Linked DNA regions of Mus musculus: region 2 is linked to region 1. A link is a loop called in an ENCODE intact Hi-C map of the cell type or tissue named here. Cell type or tissue: heart. All regions are shown on one strand.

The links. A loop is a pair of places that touch in the nucleus more often than their neighbours do. Peaks named below come from ENCODE experiments on the same cell type or tissue, not always from the same donor. Only the 100,000 strongest peaks of a DNase experiment are listed, where the experiment ranks them.
Region 2: a loop joins it to region 1, with 3.0 times the contacts of the local background. A loop is called at or near these places in 5 of 42 quality-filtered maps.

Annotation. Positions count from the first base shown.
Region 1 is chr10:13,013,274-13,021,273 of GRCm38, reverse strand. No RefSeq gene overlaps it. Among named protein-coding and RNA genes, the nearest start is that of Sf3b5, 8.8 kb to the right of the region's middle. In heart, CTCF peaks have their summits at 2,614 (motif pointing left) and 4,557 (motif pointing left); no DNase peak of the experiment used is centred here; H3K27ac peaks cover 2,029 bases.
Region 2 is chr10:13,541,555-13,549,554 of GRCm38, reverse strand. It overlaps Pex3 (peroxisomal biogenesis factor 3), which reads left to right. Exons shown (of 12, transcript NM_019961.3): 2 at 3,074-3,205; 3 at 6,850-6,931. Among named protein-coding and RNA genes, the nearest start is that of Adat2, 7.4 kb to the left of the region's middle. In heart, no CTCF peak of the experiment used is centred here; no DNase peak of the experiment used is centred here.

The sequences.
Region 1 (8,000 bases):
TCTAGGGTGAGCCTTAGGTCAAATCAGATACTGATTGGTTACTCCTACAAATGATGTGACACCATTGCACTAGTACATCTGGCAGGCAAAACACCAAATAATGGTAGTGGTAGACTGGAGAGTTTCTGGCTGACTTGGTGATGACATTGTTCTTTTAGTCACATGCAGAGCACCTTCCTGTACCAAACAAATGGTTGAAGGCTCTATGTAGACATCATCTTGGCTTCTCCATATTCACTAAGTGCACAGGAGTGAGACTGTCTGAGCAGAAGGAGACTCAGACCTCCTTCTCCATATTCATTGAGTGCACAGGAGTGAGACTGTCTGAGCAGAAGGAGACTCAGACCTCCTAGGTTGAGCTCTAAGATGTCTGAGAGATTCCCAGGACCTGTCCATACCTCCAAACCGCAGATAGAAGACAGGCAAACAGGGCTACATCTCCCTCATTTAACCCATCACTCCACCTGGAAGGCTTGGAGGGATTCTCTGCCTAATTCTCCTGCATGCCGCCCTGACGCTTCTAGTTCCATGCCCATCTCCATTGCACACCTGGCCATTGAGATGTAATTCCTATTGGAGAGCTATCACCCTGGGGCACCTCCTCTCTGGTGACTGGGAAGGCCCATGGCTCACCTCCCTCATCTAGGTGCTCCTGGCATGTTCACAGAGGAGTGTGCCCCATGCCACATGAGTCCAAATTACTGAACACACTTTAGCATATAAGGCCGTATTCTTCAGGGATGCGAGCAGAGGACAGAAGGCAGTGTCCCAAGTCCCTACTCCTGGAGGTAAGTCATGGGACTCGGGAGGACCAAGCCAGCCCTAGGAAAGTGATCTAGAGTCAGATGTTTAGGGGGAGCTGATAACTCCAGGCTTTGCTGACAATGGGTTCACACCAGCTCTGGTGTGGGACGTGTGCACATATTCATGGTGGAAGCTCCTGACCAAGCTGACAACCCCCTCACCCCCCCTACCACCGCTGGTTCCATTTGCGAGGGATACCACAGCTTCCTGGGGGTAAGCCTGAAATATTCTACATGCCCAGCTCCTCAAGAGATAGCTGCTGGCCTCCAGCTCAGACTATTTAACATAGAAACAAAAACCTACCCAGCTCAGTGACAACAAAGACAAAGAGAAACCATCTTTGCCTTGTGCCTAATCCACAGCCAGGCTGGACTCTGTGAATGTGAAGTCATATATTTACATATGTGCTTGCATGTTTTAATGTGTTTATTGACTAAGGACAGGCTGTGAACTCTAGGAGACAGGCCCTGGCTGCCAGCACACAAGTCTCGGTGCAGAGGGGTCCAGAGGCATTGAGTCCCAGGCTGGGATTGATGCTAGGCAAATCCCTGTTTGCAGAGTTGGTTGCTGGTCTCTGGGGCGGACGTGGGGCCTCCCAAGGAGAGTGACTCTATGCCTTTCTGTCCTCTTTCAATTCCTTGGGTCCCTGTGAGGATGAACCTATAGAGCTCTTAGAATATGCAGAAGAAGCCTCCGGACTCAGAAGTGAGAAAGTCTCCCCCACCTTGTGGGAACATGTAGTGCTAATTCCCAAACTCCTGGTCTGTCATGGGGAGAGGTGGGAGACCCTGCTAGAGTTGGGGCTGGTGCTGATGGCTCCACACTCCTCAACACAGAAGAAAGCAAGAGGCCTGGAAGAAACTCATGTGCCCTCCAGGGCAGAAGGACACCCTAGACTGGCCAACCCAGTTCCAGAAGACAATGAATGCAGAACTCCTGTGTGTCCTGGCTGTTCCTGAAGAGAAGTTTGCAGAAGAAAACCAAACCAAACCAAACCGGAATTTCTTTGTCCAAGGGAGTCAGAAGCTTAAGGAGGTGATGGGGACTTATTCAAGTCCAACATGGAAATTTCTAGACTCTAGAATCTTATGTGTTCTGCTACTGCTCTGACACAGCTATCCAGATGGAACCACTGTCCCCCTGAAGAGCCCGACATCAGTGTAGTGTGTGAGAGAGAACTTGCCACAAATCAGTGAGGGCAGGACGCCTTGTCCCTTGGAAAGAAACCTGTGTGTATGTTATGTCACAAGGTGGTACTGGAGGTGGTAATGCAGCTCGGTTGGAAGTGCTTACCCATGCGTGAAATCCTGGCATCCATCCCCCACCACTGCAGAAAACTAGGCATGGTTGCACGTGCCTATAATCCCAGCACTTGTAGGTTGTAGGAGGACCAGAAGCTCAAGGGCATTTTGCATTTTGAGACCAGCCTTAGCTCCAAAAGATTTTGTCAAAAAGTAAAAAAGACAACAGGGGTTTATCAATGGCGGAGCATTTAGTGTCAAACACGAACACTAGACCACTCCACACTCATGATGATCCTTTGAAATGGTGTATTTAGGTGTGTTTTAATATACAATCTTTTTGTAGGCGTGGAGCGATGTGTTATGAGTTACCGGCTTGCAAAAAGCAGCCCAGGGCTCCCGACTCAGTCATTTCCATTCCAAGAGGGTAAGGCTCCCCTGGAAAAGATGATAGACATTGCCTACCCATTCCACCTTGTAGAATCCTGCAGGACACAGACAATGGTGGCATACCCTGAAGGGAGGGGAGGCCCCACTTTTCCATGCTGCACAGCCCCCGTTCGCCCTCTGCTGGGCACAAGAAGAGTCAGCGGGTTCTTTTAGCAACCAGATGCAGAGCAGGGCTGGGACTTGTTCTTTGTTTTGTTTTGTTTTGTTTTGTTTGCTTATTTGTTTGTTTTTAATGATTGAGAACTGTATTTTCCTTGTCAAAGGTGTGCCAAGAGGCTGCAGAGCAGTCTCACAAGGAGCTTCCGACCCGTGACTGGGGATTGCACAAGGACCAGATCTCTCAGCGCCTCCTTCATGGGTCCTTGCACTTCTTCCCCAAGGGTGTGATAGTCCTGGGTCTGTACCACAGCTGGCCAAGGGACAGTATCAAGAGGCTGGCATCTATTCACAGCACTGCCAGTTGGGCCAGGTGTAGACCAAGAAATCAAACTCTCATTGGTTAGCACAGTTTGCTCTGTGTTGAGCCCTGAGGGTCGATCCTCATTGCCGAGCTCTATGACCCTCAAGAAAATGTCAGTACAGATGGCTCCGTGGGAGCAGAAGCCCGAGAAGAGCATAGGTGTCGTGGGATATCCATCTTGATGGCTTTGGACCTGTGCTTACCACTATGTGGACCTCCATGAAAGAAGGCAGACGCTTCTCTGGCTAAGCTCTGGAAAATAAGAGCACTCAAGTTCTTGAGGACACCCTGTTTAATGAACCAAAGTGTCACTGCTGGGCCTTCTAGAAGTGGCTATCAGGCATTCGTGAAGGACAACCCTGCCTCAGGGCGCCACACAGGCCACTCACATCAACATGGGCCCCTGCAACAGCACTTCAGCCTGCTTTCTTATGGACTCCAGGTCCACAAGCCAACTGACAGCACCACCCACAATGGGCGGGGCCCCACACACCTCATCACAGATTTACCTACAGGACAATCTTAAGGATACATTTCCTCTCAGTTTGGCAGTTCCTCAAAAAAAAAAAAAAAAAAAAGGACTGAGGACCGAGTTATACCACTGCTGGGTATATACCCAGAAGATGCTCCAACATATAACAAGGATACATGCTCCACTATGTTCATAGCAGCCTTATTTATAATAGCCAGAGGCTGGAAAGAACCCAGATGCCCCTCAACGGAGGAATGGATACAGAAAATGTGGTACATTTACACAATGGAGTACTACTCACCTATTAAAAATGATGAATTCATGAAATTCTTAGGCAAATGTGTTTGCCTACTGGTCTAATGTCATAACTTGCCCAAGTCTGCTGAGATTAAATGAGATCATACTATGTAAGTCATTGGAAGAGTGATACTTGACAAATCCTAGAAGATGTGATGGCTACCATTCTAGGACTTAGAACTTGCTTTTCTAGCTGTATAAAAACAGGCGCCAGAGACTGAAGAGCCTTTTAATCCATAGTAAGAAATAAGAAATGATAGCCAGGTGTGGCGGTACAGATCTGCAACCTCAGAGCTCAGGAGTCAAAGGCCGGAAGATTGGGAGTTCAAGACCAGAAACCAGGCAACCTAAGACTGTCTTAGAAAGCAGGGCCATAGTTGAGATGTCTTGAGCCTAGCATGATGGACGGGCCTATAATCTTAGGGCAGAAATTACGTAGCAAGGCCCGTTCTCAAAAAAAAAAAAAAAACACCAAGCTGAGCTTGGCGGCACGCCTTTAATCCCAGCACTCCGGAGGCAGAGGCAGGCAGATCTCTATGACTTTGAGGCCAGCCTGGTCTACATAGTCAAGTCTAGGACAGCCAGGACTCTGTTACACAGAGAAACCCTGTCTAGAAGAACCAAACCAGTCAAACAACAACATACGCAGTGGTCTATAACAGAAAAGGATGATGTGGGTTTATCTAATGGAAACTGGCCCGGTGTGCTGTGTGGTATAGAGCAGTTTCCAAGTTTAGGCAAAGAAACTTGATTCCTTGCTGAAGTCAGCAGGAGTCCTTTGTGCAGAGCGGTTCTAAAAAAGTAACTCCTATCCTATACTGCCCTCCAGTGGTCAACACAGACATTACTCTAAGAATGCCTGAAACAACTAAACGTATTAGGACAGCTTTTTAGCTTCTGAGATGCACTTCATTTTCTGATCCTTAAATGAGAATTGTCATTACAAAATTATTTCCTCCACCATGAGTGTTGCCACTCTAACTGATAAAGATTCATACAGCTTTGGTTTATGTAGATGAGATATTTCATGTGGTCTCATACTCCTTGGTACAAGCCTCTAAGGTTTTCATATTTCTACCTTTAATCCCAGCGCTCGGTAGACAGGCAGATGGAACTCTGTGTGTTCGAAGCCAGCCTGGTCTACAGAGAGAGTTCTAGGACAACCAAGGCTATGCAGAGAAACCCTGTCTCAAAAACCAAAACAAAGCAGCACAAAACACGTGTATCTTTAAAGTCTGAGATAAAAACTGATGAATTGAGCCAGATGTGGCAGTGCACACCTTCAGTCCTGGCAGAGGCAGGTGGATCTCTGTGGTTTCTAAGCCAGTGTAGTCTACATAGCAGGTTTCAAGCCAGCCAAGGCTACACCGTGAGATTGTATCTGGAAACAAACAAACCAAACCAAAGAACTACTACCTACCACAACAAAAAGTACTAAATTATCCCAATAGTATTTTCCCACATTAAATCTACTTGGGGGTGATTATATAGTTGAGATTTGGACTTTGCAGCTAGAATAACTGGCTGTAATCCAGACTTAGTTACTATTGAGAATCCAGGCTTAGCAATGTTCTGGTTGGCTTTCTAATGCTGTGATAAACACCATGACCAAAAGCAACATGAGGAGGGAAGGGTACATTCCCCATCCAGTTTATCGCCTACCATGGAGGTTAGGCAGGCATGGACTCAAGACAGGAACGTGAAGGTTATAAGTCAAGCAGAGAGAGTAGGCTTACACTCAGCTACCTTTCTGTATCTTTCTTTCTAAAGATGAATTCAAATGCTATTTGCTTATTATGTGTGTGTATGCTTTGCCTTCATGCATGAAGGTGCCCACAGCAGACAGAAGAGCCCGTCAGATCATCTGGAGTTATCGTAGGTTATAAGAAATCAAACCTAGCTGGGCGTGGTGGCGCACGCCTTTAATCCCAGCACTCGGCAGGCAGAGGCAGGTGGATTTCTGAGTTCGAGGCCAGCCTGGTCTATGAAGTGAGTTCCAGGACAGCCAAGGCTATACAGAGAAACCCTGTCTCAAAAAACAAAAACAAACAAACAAACAAAAAAATCAAACCTAGGACCTCTGGAAGAGCAACCAGTGTTCTTAACCACTGAGCCATCTCTCCAGCCCTCAACTACCTTTCTTATCCCTTCCAAGGCCACCTGCCTCGGGGTGGCACCGCCCACAATGGGTGTGGCCTCCTATATCAATAATTAAACAAGAAAATGCCCCCTTAGACTTACCTGCAGGCCAATCCGATGGAGGCATTGACACACTCCTCCTCCTCAAGGCTCCTCCTTCCTAGATGACATTAATTTGTGCTGTTGACAAAGCTCTAACTGGTGTATTGAATCATCATCATCATCATCCAGGACTAACTAATAATAGTAATACATGTTCAGATAATAATGATACAGTTCAGATAACAATAAAAATGCAATATAATAAATAATCCAGGCTTGGCTAGTAAGCTATATATAACTCTGGGCAAATACATTTCTCTGACTCTCGTGCATGTGTTAAATAGAAATTATGTAAGCTAGACAATGAAGTGCTGAGCACACAGGGGCTTCCCAGCGTTAGCTGAGACTGCTGTGACAGGACGATGCTCTCGGTGATCTGCCTCTCCTGCATTACCTGTCTTAGTGAGAGTGGAGACTGTGTGAAGCACACAGTCCACAGCAGATTTCCTGGACTAAGTCCCGTCTTTCCACACTGACCCTTCAGCTTTTATCGGATATGTTCGGATCTGCCAGACACTGTTCACGAAATAAATAAGCTAATAAAACAGAATAAAATCTTTGACTTTGCCATTTTACAAGACAAACCCTAGCCGGCTTAAGCAGCCTTTCACTAAATTACTAAGTCCCGCCTCAAATTTTGCAGTTCTGAATGGATGCACTCCTGAGTTTAGTGCAGTGGTTCGCAACCTTCCTGATGCTGTGACCCTTTAATGCCCTTCCTCATGTTGTGGTGACCCCAACCATAAAATTATAATCATTGATACTTTGTAACTGTAATTTTGCTTCTGTTATAAATCACAGTGTAAATATCTGTGTTTGTAGGTGACCCCTGTGAAAGGGTTGTTTGACCCCCCCCCTCAAGGGTTCGAAACCCACAGACAGGTTTCGAGCCACCGGTTTAGCACATGTGTCACTCGGCTCTGTAGCTCCAGGCCTGCCCTCTTTTTCTCTAGTGTAAGTGTCATTACCCCTCAGGCTTTCTTGCTGCAGCCTCCAAGGAGAGTTCACCTGAGCAACACTTTGGATTCTGTATCAAGTTTTCTGAAGCGGTGATTCACAGTGCAACTTTTCCTCTCTGAGGAGAGTGGGGTGGAGCCGAGCATTGGCATTGACATGTTAATTGCATGAACACTTACAAATGGTTCTCCTTCACTTTGCCTGTGTACTCTCAATGCAGCATCCACAGGGTCCCTCCAAAGTAGCAATTTAGCAGCTTTCCCGAAGTGACAGCTCATTTCACTCATTTTTGAGAAAATATCTGTCAGATACCGAAGTATCTATTATTTAATCTACCATCAGTCACTCGGGAAACGCAGTAAGGTGCTGTGAGTAAGGTTGCATTTCAGGGAATCTGTAGTCAAACTCTTCCCGTAATCAAAACCCGAGTTCATTAGCGTTTTCTCACCACAGTTAATATTTGCACAGATTACACAAAAGCAACATCAGTAAAAGTGACTGGGTGCGAGTCAGGACAATGGCATCGAGATTACAGCAGTGGTGGGAACACTCTGCCTCAGCTGCTCGGTGGAAACGGACAGAACTGTTTCCCTTCTGAGTGTCTGAGCTGTAAGGCAAGCAAAGGGATGTGCCTGTAAACCCAGCACGCAGGAGGCCGAGGCAAGAAGGCAATGAATTGGCAGTCACTGAGACCATCCTAGGCTACATACAGCATTTGGGGGTGGGGGGGGTCCTTGATAAAGCAATACGATCACTAGCTTTGTGACATTTTTGCCCTTGAAGACCTACTATATCATGAGATTGATAGGGTGTTGTCTTAGTTAGGGTTTTACTGCTGTGAACAGACACCATGACCAAGTCAAGTCTTATAAAAACAACATTTAATTGGGGCTGGCTTACAGGTTCAGAGGTTCAGTCCATTATCAAGGTGGGAGCATGGCAACATCTAGACAGGCATGGCACAGGCAGAGCTGAGAGTCCTATGTCTTCATCCAAAGGCTGCTAGTGGAAGACTGACTTCCAGGCAACTAGGGTGAGGATCTTATGCCCACACCCACAGTGACACACCCATTCCAAC
Region 2 (8,000 bases), 530 kb before region 1:
TGTTGATGGATTATTTCAAATTGTTATTGAAAATAGTTGTGCTATAGAAATCTTTATCCTGGAAGACAAGCCTGAGAGATGGTTTTAAAACAAATGATTTATACAAAGATATTTTGCTTAATTGGCCATGCAAGGAAATGTCGAAACATTTTCACTTTTTTTTTTTTTTTTTTTTTTTTTGGTAAAGCTATTTGATTTTACACACGAAAAAGATGTATATCCAGAGGGAGTAAGTGACCTGCTCCAAGTTACCTCACTTGCTGACCAAGAGCCATCATTAATGCCTGTTTTCTAGTCCTAGAGTCAGCCTGGCAGAGAAGCATATACAGCCCCGAGTCTGTGCTAGCTAATGATCGTTTTCTTTCTTTCTTTAGTATTTCCTAGAGAAACATTAGAAGGAGTCAGTTTGTGAATTTTGTATACGGGATCCTAAGTAAACTAGACCTTGACTAGCAATATCAGTGATAACTAAGGTAAAACAGTGTGTCTAGGACTTAAGCCTGATCTCATGTGTGACTTCTCTGGTGCTTCCACAGTAAAAACCTACCAAAGGAGAAATTTACAAAATTAAAATGTACCTTATACTTTTGAAGTTAATAGCCCTGATCAAGGTGTCTGTAGAGTTTGTTTCTTCAGTCACTTAAAAGGGATCTGTACTAGGCTGTGCCACATGATGATCATCTTGTTTCACGCTGTCTTCTGTAACTGAATACCGACTGTTATAAAGCCACAGAGCTTCTAGGAGCTCGCAAATTGTCTTTTCTCTACACATATCTTTGTCTAAATTTTGTGTTCTTCTCAGGACTCTGGCCATGTTGGGTCGAGGCCCATTGATCTCACTTTGTATCGACCTTATATTCTAAGGTGCTAGGCCTTCAATATATCAGCTGATGGCACAAGCCAGGAGTGGACACAATTTAGCCCTTAACAAATTATTTTCCTTTTTAGCTTTAGCTAGACTATACTGCAGTTACCAAGTAAAGAGTGTCACATCAATGATTCGTTTTACAATATAACGAGAGATAATAATCGCAGTGTATGTAACCTTCTGTGATATGGTATGGAGATAAGATACAAGCAATGCGTTCGGAACTAGTTGAACCAGAATTGCCTGTTGGAGGGTCACTTTGCCTAATCAAAGTTAGTTTCTTCATTCTCTTGGGATCTTGGTGAGGAGGGAGGGGGAATAGGTTCTCATAGTACATCCCAGGCTACTCTCCTGCCTCAGCTGGATGGTGTGGCTGTGCTGCTGTCATGCTACAGAAAGACAACTGATGAACAGCTTTTATGAGTTTCTGTTTGCTCTTGAAGGTTAGTTATAGTGCATGTATTTACATGTGTAGTAACAACAACCATACGATTCCTATTTAGCACAGAATTTTGTGGAACTATCTAAAGATATATAATCTGTTAGATCATCTACAACATCTGTCTTAGTAAAAATAGTTTAGGATATGTTTGCTTTGCAGTTCCTGATGACTACCTTTTCTTTGCTTGTGAGAAACAGACCAACTCCAACTAGATGTACATAATCCTTGTGGCCTTTGGGGAGATACTGTAAGCCACAGACAGTGGAGATAAGTGAGAAATGGTTAGCCCCCTGAGCCCTTGCCGCCAGAATTTATAATGAAAGCAAGTTCTGGCACACATCGGCACTTATTAGCAAAGACAAAACAGTAATGCAGCTTGTTGAATTCTGGTATTCTTTGGCACTCTGACAAAATCATGTACCCAAAACAAAGGTGACAGACACTATCATTGCTGTAACTCTGGATTTGGAAGACTTTCCTGGGTTCCAGGTTAAGCCGGAAAAAGGAGAACGGCCTTCCTAAAGCTACATCCATGTTTGTAGAAATAGTACTAAAATGTTTCAGCTAATCAAGTGTCTTAGACACTTACTGACTCCTGCTAGTCATTGTACTGTTTAGTAAACTATCTGATGCTAATCAGAAATGGCTTATTAAAACACGCCATCTTGTGTGGGGGACTGCTTCAGAAAAATAGTGCATCAGCAGGAGTGGGAGAGAAATAAGAGTGGGTAATAGGGACAGGGGTGACTGTGAGCTCAGTGTGTTGTATGCATATGTGGAATTGTCCAAAATAAAGAAGAGGCTATGACTGCCAGTGTATACTGATCACATTTTAACACTGGAATGTTCATCATATTCCCACTTAAGAAAACCAATGGTCACTCCCCCAGTATATGACAAAACTGCACTCACTTACCTTGTCTGTGCTGAAGACCACACAACCCTGCCATATTTTATACTGTTGTCTTATGATGCTGTCTTCCTGCTCCCTTTGTCATTTGAGTTAGTAAGTTTTAGATAAAGTAGATTACATTTTCTTATTTTCTCAGACTTTTTTCTAAAACATGGGTGGATAAATACATGTCTTCCTGACTATATACCTTTCTTTCATTCCTTTAAATCTTTTATTGTAGAGATTTGTAAAGTTATATGAACTTTGTCACTGAAGAAAACATGGAAAATATAGAAAAGCAAACAAAATCCCAATTATCACAGTTTATTTTACTTTAGAAATTAAATATGTAATTTTCTGTGTATCTATTCTATTAAAATACAAACTTCCTGGATGTTATTTTATCACCTAATAGTATAAAGTAGATCTTTCCTTGAGTCATTAACTATTTAGCAATGTGGTTTTTAATAGCTGCATAAGATACCATTATGTGAATAGATCATGATTTATTTAAATAATCCTCTGTTGCTGAATGTTTAGAATATCTTCAGTTAACTATTAAAGATGCTGCCAGACTTTATAAATTCAGTGCCTTTCTGCTGCTTGTCTGCCAATCTCTTCTTTACTTACTGGCTATATTAAAATATATTTATACATATAATATAAATAAATAAATACTACAATCTCCTTCCCTTTTTCAGTTCTTTAATAAAAGTTTTTGAGAAGCTGTAATTCTGAGGTTGACCCTAATATAAACCTCATAATTTAATCAAAAATTTATTGGAATTATTGGGATTTATTGCTTAAATATTGGTTGGAATTTTTAGTACTCTAGTTAATATACTACTTTTTTGTTTTTTAATGATTTTAGGAGTATATATCCTGGGAAAATATGGACAGAAAAAAATTAGAGAAATACAAGAAAGAGAAGCTGCAGAATACATTGCCCAAGCTCGGCGACAGTACCATTTTGAAAGCAACCAGAGGACTTGCAATATGACAGGTAAGCATGCGCGCGCGCACACACACACACACAATTTGTATGTTAAAGTGCTTGTCGGTTTGCTTTAATTCCCGGTCTCAGGCTCCAGTTTATGGAAAAGCTGAGGAAAGCATGCTAAATCTCAGTAGTCCTGTTAACAGAGATACATAATTTCATTGTGGATTTTAAAAACAGTATGAATACTCATTTTATATATTCATTCATGGATTTATGTATCCACAGTGCCTGCCACTCCTTGAGGGAGTAGGCAGTAAACAGAGTAAGGTCCCCTGAGCTCTGGCAGCTCTTCTGGTGAAAAGATGGCAAACAGCCAGTAAGTGACCTTAGGCTGCTATGGATCCAGTACAGAGAGGAAAGCTGGAAGGAGTGTGGTCTGGGGCTCACACCTCTGCCCAGATGGCGTGTGCAGAAAAGCCTCACTCAGTACAGTAGGGAGAGCACATGCCTGAGATGAGAATATGCTAGAAACATTACAGAAACAGCACACAGGCGCTGGAGCCAGAGAGGGACGTGCTACTGTGGAAAGAGGCCTTGTAGATCACAGCCAAGAGTCTTAACTCTATTGTGTTAATTAATTCATGGTAATAATGTAACTACCAGAGCCAGAAACCTACTGGGAAAAAGCCACAATACAATCAACCTGCTCATGTTTGAAGAGAGCAAGGAGTTAGGTTCTAACTGGTGTAATGCCTGAAAACTAGTTTCTCAAATCTATGTCAGGTCTATTCTTTTTACTATGTACAGCTTTTTTTTTTTCTAACTCCCTAACACTTCTTTTCAAGGATACTTACTTTAGAAGGAATTTACAGAGCTACGTGTATCTGATTCAGCTTTACAAGTAGAATTTTTCTCTAGATTTGAGAGAACTTTATTGCTAGCTCACTTGCCTCATTTTCTAGATGGAAAAGCTAAGCTCACAAAGAGAAGAGAAGTTCACAACAACATGTGACTTTTATATTTGAAGTGATCCTACCTAGTCAGATGCCTCTGTTCTGTGAAACCCTATTCAAAACTGCTGTCCACAGTGACAGCTCAAGTGCACAACCAGGTTGACAGAGGCTCTAGGGAGAGGCTGGTCACCAGAGCAGTTTCCTGTTTGATTTGTATTATCTGTGTTCTTGAGCTAACCTAAACCTCAGCTCTTCCCGTAAAATGGCCTTCCTAAATTTACTTCAGAACTGTACTGGGAAGGATCAGGAGTGTAGCTCAGCTGGCAAAGAGTGCTTGCCTAGCATGTACAAAGGAGTCTGCTCTACATCCTAGCACTTGGGATACTTAGGCAGGAAGATTGTTCCGAGTTTGATGCCAGGTGGCCTTATAGCCAGTCCCTGCTTAAAAAAGAGAAGTGGTTTGTGAGAAGAGAGCAAGATACTGCACATAAGATGCTTGGGACATAGGCACTCCTCAGCATGTGGACTTACAAATCATGTTGAACATGCTGGTGCTCCTGAGGACATACATCTCAGTGAATGGTTAGAGGGTAGGAATAGTCTGTTTCAGATTAGTGTGCAAGTTTTCATAAAATGGTGAAAGGTTACTTTGGGATCGCAGAATACCTCTCAGTCTGACAAAATCCTGTGCCATATTGGGCCTCCCAGAATCAAATGGAAAGGTGTGTAAGCAGTGTCTTGGGAAAATGCCTATGAAGACTAATAGAGAGGGGGCAGGAAGAGGAAAGAAGGTCTCTGACTCTTGTGAAAGAAAGACGTTGAGGTAAGAAATACCTGGGCCAGGCGTAGTGGTGCATACTTTTAGCCCCAGTACTTAGGAGGCAGAGACAAACAATTCTTTATGGGTTCAAGGCTAGCCTAGTCTTTTTAGCCATGTTCCAATATAGTTATAGTGAGACTGTGCCTAAAAAATTAAAAGCCTGAAATGATTCTTCCCAGTTTAAGAAAGCTTGGTGAATTAGCAGGTCCAGTTCCCTGGAGGAGTTCCTACCTGAGTACTATGAGCTAAGAGCGGTATGAACATAGTAATGAATCTGCTGGTTCATCCTGCTGCTCTTAGAAGATGGAGCTGGCACATGCCGTGACCATCACAATCCTCAGCAGATATCCCACTACAGACAGTTAAAAATAGCATAGCATGATCACTAGGAGGTAAAATACAGGTTCTCTAAAAAGCTTGACAAACTACAAATAATGTGATTAAACTTGTACCCTGGAAATCTTTGGTGGGTAGAGCACAGGCATGGAGGGCTTCAGTTTTCCTACAGGCGAGGTCAGTATCAGTCTAAGTGTTGTAAGATAATGGAGCACTTCAGGGCTTTGTCCTTTGTCTTTCTTGACTGTGAGTTTACTAAAGACTGAGGGGAGAAGCTCAGTAAATTTACACATGACATGATGTTTGTTTACGTGCATAGCTGACACCACTGATAAAGTTTCAGAATACAAAATACTCTTTGTTTTTTGGAGTGTTATAGATGACTTGTTTTGTATGATGAGTCAATTTTACAGATTCAGAATGATGCGTAATATTGAATAAACATTGGAAATTCAAATCAAACACAAAGTATAATGAACAAACAGTCCATTGTGACTCCTGGAAGTACTTACTATTAAGTACAGTAACAGGGCCGTAGTGATGAATGTGATTGCGTAAAGGATCAGAGTATACAATCCGGTAGTCAATGCAAGCACGTTCCTGTGTCTTCCGTGCCAAGAAGATTTTACATCAAAAAGCATGGTCACAGTAGCCAGGCTATTTCCATGAGCTGATGAGTACTTCTGTAAACATTATAAATACCTTAATCCCAGTGCAGTTCTATAGGCAGGCCCTGTGTTAGCTTCGATTTACAGATGAGAAAACTGAGGGACAGATTCAAACCTGCAGATCTTTTTGTGATTTGTGTCTGGATTAGAAATGTTTAGCATGGCGGGTGGAAAGGTGGCTCAGAAGTTAAGAATCCTTACTACTTTTGTAGAAGACCTGTGTTTGGGTCCCAGCATTCACATGGTAGCTCATAGTCATGTGTAACTCTAGTTCCAGGGAATGCAGCCGCCTTTTCTGACCTCCACTGGCTCCTACACATATACGATGCACATTCAGGCATGCACGCATACATATACATGTGAAATAAATAGAAGTTTTAAAATGTTACAGAGAACAGATGACTGAAGATATCTGCTCATTGTTCATACAGATGGCTAGGGGGGAACAGAAGAATCAGAAAGAGTCTTCAGATTAGATTGTTATAGCCCGGAGTTGTGAAACGAGTTCTCCATGAACTCTGTTTGCTGAATATAGGATTTTTTTGTTTGTTTATTTGTAAGGTGACTTGCACTTTTCCCTTATTAGTCATGAAGAATTGATTCCAAACTCTGAGGATGTTTAACTGTTACATTAAGTGAAATATTATGCATCCAATGACTTGTAGTTAGCGGTCCATATACTTGGAATCATTTCTAGAGTCCTTTTACTGTGTAATAAAATGTAAATGGTAGTTATTATGTTATCTAGGGAATAATACCAAGAAAAGAAAGTATGTCCAATACAGACACAAGTTTTGAATATTTTGATCTGGAATTGTTTGAATCTGTTATTATTGTAAGCTACTATTATTGTATAGCTTAAAGCAGTATGACTAGCCCATGACTGTGCTCATGCCTTTTGTGAATGTTTGTTTTCTGTTTGTGCGACAGTGCTGTCCATGCTGCCGACACTGAGAGAGGCCTTAATGCAGCAGCTCAACTCGGAGAGTCTCACAGCTCTGTTGAAAAGCAGGTGAAAGCGCACTGTGGTCTTTGGTTTATTGGAATGCAGTCAAAAGTTGGAGAATGTGCTAAATACTTTTAGTGCACCCCTGTTTCCTTATTTTTAATTAAAGCTTAAAATACATAGGCTCAGTTTAAAAAATAAATGTATATTTCGATCATTTTTACATTTTTCAGCAGTTAATTATTGAGTACTTATAGAATACATCTCTGCAGCAGAAATGTAAAACTGAAAATCTTTATGTTCAGTATTGTGCTTCTCATAGTGTAGGAGAGTGTTTTGGATAAGGAACATAAATTTATAAGTAAATGACTAATAATAGGCAAATATAACATGAACATATAATACTGATAAATTATTGTGGCAGTTCAGAAAGTACTGCCCGCATAAATGACCTAATGTGTGGTGTGTGGCATGCACATGGCCATTAGAAATTGAATCCTGTGCTAGTGTGAGGAAATTTCCAGAAACCAATGACTGTTTCTTGTGATGAACAAAATATGGGCAGTGGTGGTTTCAGTAAGTATTATGGCTGGAAGGAAAGAAGGAAGGGAGGGGAGGAAGAGGAGGAGAGAAAGGGAAAGGACAGAGAAAGGAAAGAGACCCAGGTAAGGAACCAAACCTAGAGCCCGTACACGCCCATGCTCACCACTGAGCTACACCCGAAACCAAGTAAACCTTAATCAAGTGGCTTTTCTGAAGTATTACTTCAGTATACTTATAAGTATACTTATAATAGTAGCGTATAATGAGCCTCAAGCAGCAAGTGGGGAAGAAGTACTATTTGCAGTTCTGTGGCAACCCTGTGATAGGAGTCTTCCACACTTGCATGCGCTCATGTGATTTTCACAGTATCTCTGAAGCAGATGTTATCATCTGCATTTCACAAACAGAAACTGAGTACTCAGACAGGTTGAGCGGCAAACTTAAGGATTTTTGTCTTTTGTTTGTTTCTTTTATAATACTGTGATTGGACCAGTGTGAGGTAAACATTTTGCCACTTAGCTACATTCCCGGCCATCTTTGAAACATTTTCTGTTATTCAGAGAATACTTCCCAAAATAATAATGAACGTAAG